Linked DNA regions of Homo sapiens: region 1 is linked to region 2. Evidence: read pairs that join two places in POLR2A ChIA-PET (ENCODE). Cell type or tissue: Panc1. All regions are shown on one strand.

What was found. ChIA-PET counts read pairs that join two places held together with the same protein. Peaks named below come from ENCODE experiments on the same cell type or tissue, not always from the same donor. Only the 100,000 strongest peaks of a DNase experiment are listed, where the experiment ranks them.
Region 1: POLR2A ChIA-PET joins it to region 2 with 10 read pairs; 1 of 35 experiments calls an interaction of 5 or more read pairs at or near these places.

Annotation. Positions count from the first base shown.
Region 1 is chr5:124,811,253-124,815,252 of GRCh38, reverse strand. No RefSeq gene overlaps it. Among named protein-coding and RNA genes, the nearest start is that of ZNF608, 67 kb to the right of the region's middle. In Panc1, no CTCF peak of the experiment used is centred here; no DNase peak of the experiment used is centred here; H3K27ac peaks cover 353 bases.
Region 2 is chr5:124,614,643-124,618,642 of GRCh38, reverse strand. No RefSeq gene overlaps it. Among named protein-coding and RNA genes, the nearest start is that of ZNF608, 130 kb to the left of the region's middle. In Panc1, no CTCF peak of the experiment used is centred here; no DNase peak of the experiment used is centred here; H3K27ac peaks cover 3,436 bases.

The DNA of each region.
Region 1 (4,000 bases), 200 kb before region 2:
GTGTTAGCCAGGATGGTCTCAATCTCCTGACCTCGTGAGCCGCCCGCCTCGGCCTCCCAAAGTGCTGGGATTACAGGTGTGAGCCACTGCGCCCGGCCAAGAAAGCCAAATTTTCTGTTTTCCAATTTTTTTTCTGTTCCCGTCCATCTCCCTAGGCTTTAAATTTCCAAATATATCAAATATGATTTTTTTTTGGATGGAGTCTCCCTCTTCACCCAGGCTGGAGTGCAGTGATGCGATCTCGGCTCACTGCAACCTCAGCCTCCCAGGTTCAAGTGATTCTCCTGCCTGAGCCTCCCAAGAAGCTGGGATTACAGGTGCGCACCACCATGCCAGTCTAAATTTTGTATTTTTAGTAGAGACAGGGTTTCATCATGTTGACCAGGCTAGTTTCAAACTCCTGGCTTGCAGTGATCCACCTCAGCCTCCCAAAGTGCTGGGATTACAGGCGTGAGCCACTGCGCCTGGCCTCAAATATGATCATTCTTAAAAGCAAACCAAGTTCTATAGAATATATATATTTTTTAGGTGAAACTTGATATTTCGTGTTCTACGCTGCTTTACAAATTGAAAAATATCTTTTCTTTAGTTCAAAGAAAGGGAGAGAACTAACAGTTGAATTCCTATTGTGATTTATTGTAGATACATGTTGGATTTTATGTCATCTTATTTAATCCTTGTAACTATTCTGCAAAATAGTTACACTGTATAACTTAATCCCCAGAGAGTGTCTACTGTGTACTTTCTCTGTTCTAGGGACTTTTACAGGGGTTAGAGACTTTGTGATCCCACCAGGAACTCATTCTGGTGGGGAAGATAGCATATGAATGACTAATTACAATAGAAACAGTAAAGTCCCATAATACATAGATGAACAGAAGGGTATTCGAGCATACATTTTAAATTTAAATTTCTTTAATGTGTGCACCAATCAAAATGGTAGGCTTACCCCAAAAAACAAATTCTGAGGCTGTTGCAAAAGACTCCAATATTTTGACACAAAAAGCTTTCTAGAAACAGATGGGTAACTAACTAGTAACATAGGTACCTCTTTATCTTTTTTTCTGTAAGGGAACTCTGGAAAGGTTTCTAACTACTCTTTTCCTCTAACAAAGTTACTTACTTCTAACAAAGTTTTTTTTTATTATTTTTATGTTTTGAGACAGGGTCTCACTGTGTGTCACTGAGTGCACTGGAGTGCAGTGGCATGATCGTAGCTCACTGCAGCCTTGAACTCTTGGGCTCACAAGATCCTCCTGCCTCGGCCTCACGAGTAGCTAGCACTACAGGCATGTGCCACCATACACGGCTAATTTTTTTATTATTATTATTTGTAGAGGTGAGGTCTCATCATGTTGCTCAGGCTCATCTCAAACTCCTGGCCTTAAGTAATCCTCCCACATCAGCCTCCCAAACTGTTAGGATTACAGTTGTGAGCCACTGCACCTGGCCTAATTTCTAATGATAGTATTTGCCAGTAAAATAACTTAAAACGGGCTGAGTGCAATAGCTCATGTCTGTAATCCTGGCACTTTGGGAGGCCAAGGCAGGTGGATCACTTGAGGTCAGCAGTTCAAGACCAGCCTGGCCAACATGGTGAAATCCCGTCTCTACTAAAAATAGAAAAAATTAGCTGGGCATGGTGGCACACACCTGCAATCCCAGTTACTCGGGAGGCTGAGGCAGGAGAATAGCTTGCACACAGGAGGCAGAGGTTGCAGTGAGCTGAGATCACGCCACTGCACTCCAACCTAGGCAACAGAACGAGACTTTCTCTCAAAAAAAAAAAAAAAATTAAAATATTTTAAAGAGACTTTACCTATTCATTCATACCCTTACACAATTCTAAAAATATTTTCATGTGGCTTACACAAATATATACAATAGCACAGAATAAATGAAAATAGTAGCAAAATGACTATATCTGTGTATCTTTCTGTATCAATTTCCTCTCAATATCAATTTCCTATTCCCCACAAATAGCTATTTCCTCTCTCCTGGTTTCAATTCTTTGTGGCTATCTGGAAAGCTCTGGTTTCCTCTGGAACTGATCAGTGCCTTGCTCTAGCCCCAGACCGCCCTGGCTTGTCTCCATGTGGGGTCTGCGTCGCCTCCTCCACAAGCACAATTCAGTCTCCAAATGACTTAGGCAAGAACTTTTGTCTTAAACAAATCTGTTTATCAGAGAGCCATTGGATCATATGTTATAGAAGCCTCAACAAACAGGATATTCCGTCTCAAATTGGTGGCCTCTTGGCAAACACAAGAATGCCTCCCAGGGAAGCATATGATTCTCAGGAACACCATGACACGTCATCAGCCTCAGTCACTGAAGGAAACAGGTTAGGCATCTGCTCACTGGCACTTCCTGGTTGAAGTACAACAATTAGTGTCTTTTTTGAATATGTGCAGCTTTGGGATTATTAATTTCAGCATGAGAAATCATTAGTATTCTTAATTTAAAGAGGAAACCTTTGGACAGGAGTCTGCGGCTATCAATCAATACTAAAGATTTTCTCTGAATTATGATGTTTTTACCTGACTCTGAAAATGGATTTTTTTTCCCTTTTCATTTTTGAGCTTTTGAATTTGACTTAGCATACGGACTCTGTCAGGTTCCTGTGGTGAATTGATAATGAAATTAGGAGAGACAGGGTCCATTGACTTAGAAGACCTGTGCCATTAGTTAAGTCTTCCCTCTGTTTCTGCAGCTGGCTTGACACCCACTTAGTCACCTAGGTTTTGGCACTTGCCTCTGACACTAACACTTGAGAGAGCAGAGCTCAGAATGGAGATGAGGAGGTAGCACAGTAAATAGGCATTATCAAAAAAAGACAGAGGTGAAAATCAATACCTCCATTAACATCTAGAAGCAGACTTTTCAAAGAACATTTATATGTTTAGCTGACAGTAATGTACCAAGAAGACTAGTTCCTTTATAGGTCACAAAGTATGTAACTATCCCTATGGTGTTATTTATTTTTCTTCCCATTTGGCTAAGAAGTATCATCAATAGGATTTAAAACTAAAAATAAACAAAAAACTCTGCCCAGCAAAAATATTCAAATAAAGGGTACAATTTTCAACAAAGTAGATACAACAAAATTCTAGTAATATACATCAAAATTATTAATAATGTAAGGTAAAATAGCTATTCTCTTGAAATTTGTCATAAGGCTTTGACGTACACGTATATCTTTTTTATAAGGTTATTATTTTTGTGACGCACATGACTTGAGATACCTGTATTGCAATGAACTGTATGTTTCTGGTTTTGTTTTTTTGGCATTGTGTTACTGTTGTTATCCTAACTGTCATCTTCAAATATAGGTTTAATTCCTGGTTTTCACATTCCTTAGCTCTGTGACTGTCAGAAGTCAACTTATATCATGCTCGGTTTCCCTATGTGTTACAGTAGTATTAGGAGAAATAAGTGATAGGTGTGTGTAAATGCCTAGCACAGTGCCTGGCACAAAATAAAGTCTCAGTAGATGGTAGTCCCCCACCTCCCCACCCCACCCCTCATTGCTTTCTCTTCCTCCCATGTTGGTCCCCTTGCCTCCTCTGCTTTGCCATCTCCTTCTCTATACCATCAAAGGAACACCTCTGGGCAAAGGAGACCACATTCATTTATGTCGGATAACACATTGACCTGGCGGCCTTCATTCCAGTGTAAAGAGGCTGGGTACCTCCCCTGTAGCTGTCATCCTTGCTCCTTGGTATTCTTTGCTAGTGCCTGTGCACAGGAGCCAAAGCTTGGTGTGACCAACTATCATCACTAAGCAGTGTAGGATTTGGGACCCGTCTCACCTCCAGGAACAGAAGTTGGAGCAAATAAATAGATGTAGTCTGTCAACTTGAACTTTGCAGGACACTCTGAACTTGAGTCCGATCTTCAAGAAAGAACAGGTTTAGAACAAAGAAATGCTGAGAACCTTGGGAGAAAGTAAGAGAGCCTTAAAATCCATCTGAGCAAAAGATAGACAGGCTGAGCAGTATC
Region 2 (4,000 bases):
ATGACAATTCCTTCTATCTTCAAGGGCAAAGTGTTCAATAAAAGTTGAACATTAGGACTGTGGTAATTTTCTCTTTCTTTTTTTTTTCTGAGTTTTCTTTCAAACCCCTCTCTTTTCTAAAATCTGAAAGCAAGAACTGAAGGCCTGCTCCCTCCTTCGTCCTTCTATAATAAGGATAACAAATACCTGCATAGGAGGAATTCTTCACAAACAAAATTACTTCGGGGGAAAAAAGGCCATTGGAAGGAAAAGAAAAACCTAAAATTGTGGGACTTAGATACAATACGGGATACTTTAAAAAGCATCTTTTCCTTCAGAAAGATTTCTAGTTTCTGTGTTACTGGTTGGGCTCTAGGGATTCATGAACCCATCTGAAATAGCAAGCAACATCTTGCATGACATGGTCACATAGGCATTTTTCTGCAGGAAAAGATGTTTAGTTTTAATGAGATCCCAAAGACACCAATGAATGAAAAGTTTAAGCAGTACTACTAAGGATCCTAATAGTTTACTGTAACTTTTGTGTGGGTAGGGTTGTGGCCATTTTTTGTTGTCCCTGCCTGGTGTCCATTTCTACTTTCTTTGGTAACAGTACCTCAGTGTTCCTTTGGGGGACTGCCCTCCTTCACTCTAAGCCCAGGCGAGCACATGGCTCAGGTGTGGTTGATAAGCATACTCTACCCTTCTGGCCATAATGTGTGGTTCAGGAAGTGGGCAAGTAACTCACTATAGGTCTGAGATTTTGCTGAAACTATTAGGAAAGAATCATCTTCTTTTTATTGCAGTTGCTGAACAGATATAATATAAATCTGGGTCTGACAGGGACCTCCATGGGGTAAGAGCTTTTCTGAAAGTGAAGCTAGCAGGCAATAAGATTGAGCCAAGAAATGGAAGAAGAGAGTCATGATACCTTTTTGAACCCATAAATCCGGTAGTGTCTAACAGTCTCCTTCTGTACTTTTTAGTTACCTAAACTAATAAACACACTCTTCTTCCACTCCTTTGTTTGTTTACTTAAATGAGTTTGAGTTGGGATTTTGTCACTCAGGTGACAGAGTCCTGAGTGACATCTCTGTGTATATATATGGTTTTTGAATATGTGTGAGAATAGCATGTACAATTTGGCATGCGTTGCAACATCTACGAGTTGTGTGGGAGATGTAATTTACCATTTCGCATATTTAAGTCTATTGACATAAGACACTTTTTAAGGGACTAAAAAAAAACTTTTGTTTTCCTAATCTGTAATTATAACTTATGTTTTGTCCTTGGCCTACCTGGTTTTTCTCTTAAAAAATGCCCTTCTGCCAAAAATGACTTTCATATTCATTCATATTCATCTGGTATTTTAAGTCGGCAGTGTGGATGTCCCCATGGTACCCTGTGACCCAAAGAAGAAAGTGGGAGAAACAAGACAAACTGGAGGGCACCTGAGTGTGACTTCAGGATTTTTCTTATTTCTTTCATTTGCAGTAAGCAAGAAAGAGTGCTCGTTCTATTTAACCCAATGAAGTTAGAAGAGAGAACAAAGAATCATTTTGAAAAATCTGCTGATAGTTCTAACAAAATAGGCTCTCTTATCTAAGGCTCAGTCACAACAAAGATGAAAAAATTCTTTTATGTGCTCAAGTACTTTTTCAGTTTTTGAAAAAAATCAATACCATATTCACACTAACGTTTGCTTGGATAAAATATTGACTGTAGACATGTTCCTTTGAATCCTTATGTAAAAGCGCCCATCTTAATCATCAGATGGGTTCTAATTGTCCCCCCTCCCCTCTAACAGAAAGAGTAATGAAATGACAGCTAAAAACAGAACTATATAGTTATTTTATAACTGGCACTAACAAATTTCGCCAATTACAGAGTCCATTCTGTAAACAATGAATGTGTGGCTCCCAATTAATCTAGTGCACCTCCAGGCAAGGTCTAAATCAGCTGGATACAGCTAAAGCAATTTGCACACAGCTAAAAGCAAATTGGAAAATAAGTGTTCCACGCTGCTGCCTATCTTTCCAAGCCAAAGACACAATCAGTATTCTGGCAGAAGCCCTCTGTCATGTTATTTGCAGCTATCAATTTTAATTATAACAATTATTGATTAGTTAGGAAAGCGAATAATCTGAAGCTCAAATGAATGACTCTGCAGCTTCAGGTCTCCTTCCTGTTTCTTAAGGGCTGTTGTTATGAGTCCTACTTAAAGATCCCACCTGCATGTCTGGACTGTTCTACCCCTACTTTTCCCGCCCCTCCCCACTACACACAGTTTTAGTTTTCCAAATCAGAATAAAGACTGCTCTGACCTGAAATAAAGCTTGGCTAGCATCTTATTTCTAATCAGAGAATTTAGAGACAAAGAGTGTTTGGAGTTCAAGAAACTATTTTATCTCAGTTGGGTAAAGAAGGAAGAAGAGAAATTCAATAGAAGGAAAGGAAAGTAGAACTGTATGTAAGAAAGAGAAGAAAAATGGTCACTAAGTTGTTAGATGAAACCAACAAGACAATGTGGTTTCATGAATGAGAAAGAAAGGTAAAATTTGGGGTTAAAAGGCCTGAAAGAATCTTTCCCTTAAGATATAAGTGGGAGCTAAATAATGAGAACCCATATGGGCATATAGAGGGGAACAACACACACTGGGGCCTTTTGGAGGGAGGAGGTTGGAAGGAGGGATCAGGAAAAATAACTAATGGGTACTGGGCTTAATACCTCAGTGATGAAATAATCTGTACAACCAACTCTGGTGACACAAGTTTACCTATATGACAAACCCACAGTTGTAACCCTGAACTTAAAAAAATAAAAATAAAAATAAAAAGATTATTGCTGCACTGTTAAATTTGTGATCTTGAGGAAATCAAATAACATTACTAAACGTTTATCTCCTAGTCTGTAAAATAGGGGCGAGAATAACACAATGAGAATAGTACTTTCTTTATTAGTTAGCTTTATTTTTTAGGTGGAGAAGATTGGAAGTGGGGAGGCAGTGAAATGATACACTCTCTTTGAAAGGCTTCTACTAGATGGTTATAAATGTTATGCTGGGCTCTCCCAAATAAGGTCTATCATATTTCTTGAACTAACCACATTCTCCTCTATATCAATTTTCTTTTGTCAGATTCTGTCTGAAGGAACCCCAGAGAGGTAAGCAGATATAGAGATGATAAATATGAACATAAATAAACTTATCTCTCACTTTATCAAATATGTGCAGCTAGCAAATTTGGCTATAAAGTGAATTTCTGCAAAGCAAATCCCACTTCTCTATTGATGTCTATTATGAAATCAGATATATATCCATGGATAAGAATTTCTCCAAGATAATAAGTCAAAAATCGTTATAGGACAGCAGTAGATACTTAGAAGTGTGTTCAGAATTTTGAAATATTTGGCATGAGTATCCCACCTCTGGGATTCATCTGGAACCTATCTTTTTCAGAAAAGGTTGGTTAAGGCCCAAGAAAGATCAGCAGCTCTTGGAATTAAGCTCCCCTTCTCCTTTGGTTTAAGCACTTTAAATCCGTAGAAAGTAGATGAATTCTGTGCTTTATCACTTCTTAATCTAAAAACTCAGCATATTGGGCTTATTAATGGAAGGCTGGATAGAGGTGGACCACATTAGGTGGTACAGTCTGAATGTGGTAACTGCAGTTCAAGGGGCTGTTACATTCTAGAGCTGGATGTAATCTAAGAACTAAAGCAAGATCAGAGCCTTATTATTCTTAGCAAGTCTTACAGAAGAGAGGTTAAAACCTCAAGTAATTACTACTCAATTTCTATTTGTTTCTTCTTGTAGGAAAAATCATACATTTGGAGAAGCATGGTTATAGGACTCAGACCTCATGGAGTCAACCAGTTTAATGAACATCATTTTCTTTCTACAGGTTTCTTAAAAATGATTTCAAATTGTGTGGGGGGTACAATATACTTCTTCTTTAATTTAAGGAAAGGCATGGCTTACTTTGTTAGTTTGCTCTGTATCAGAGAATATGACTTATAGCT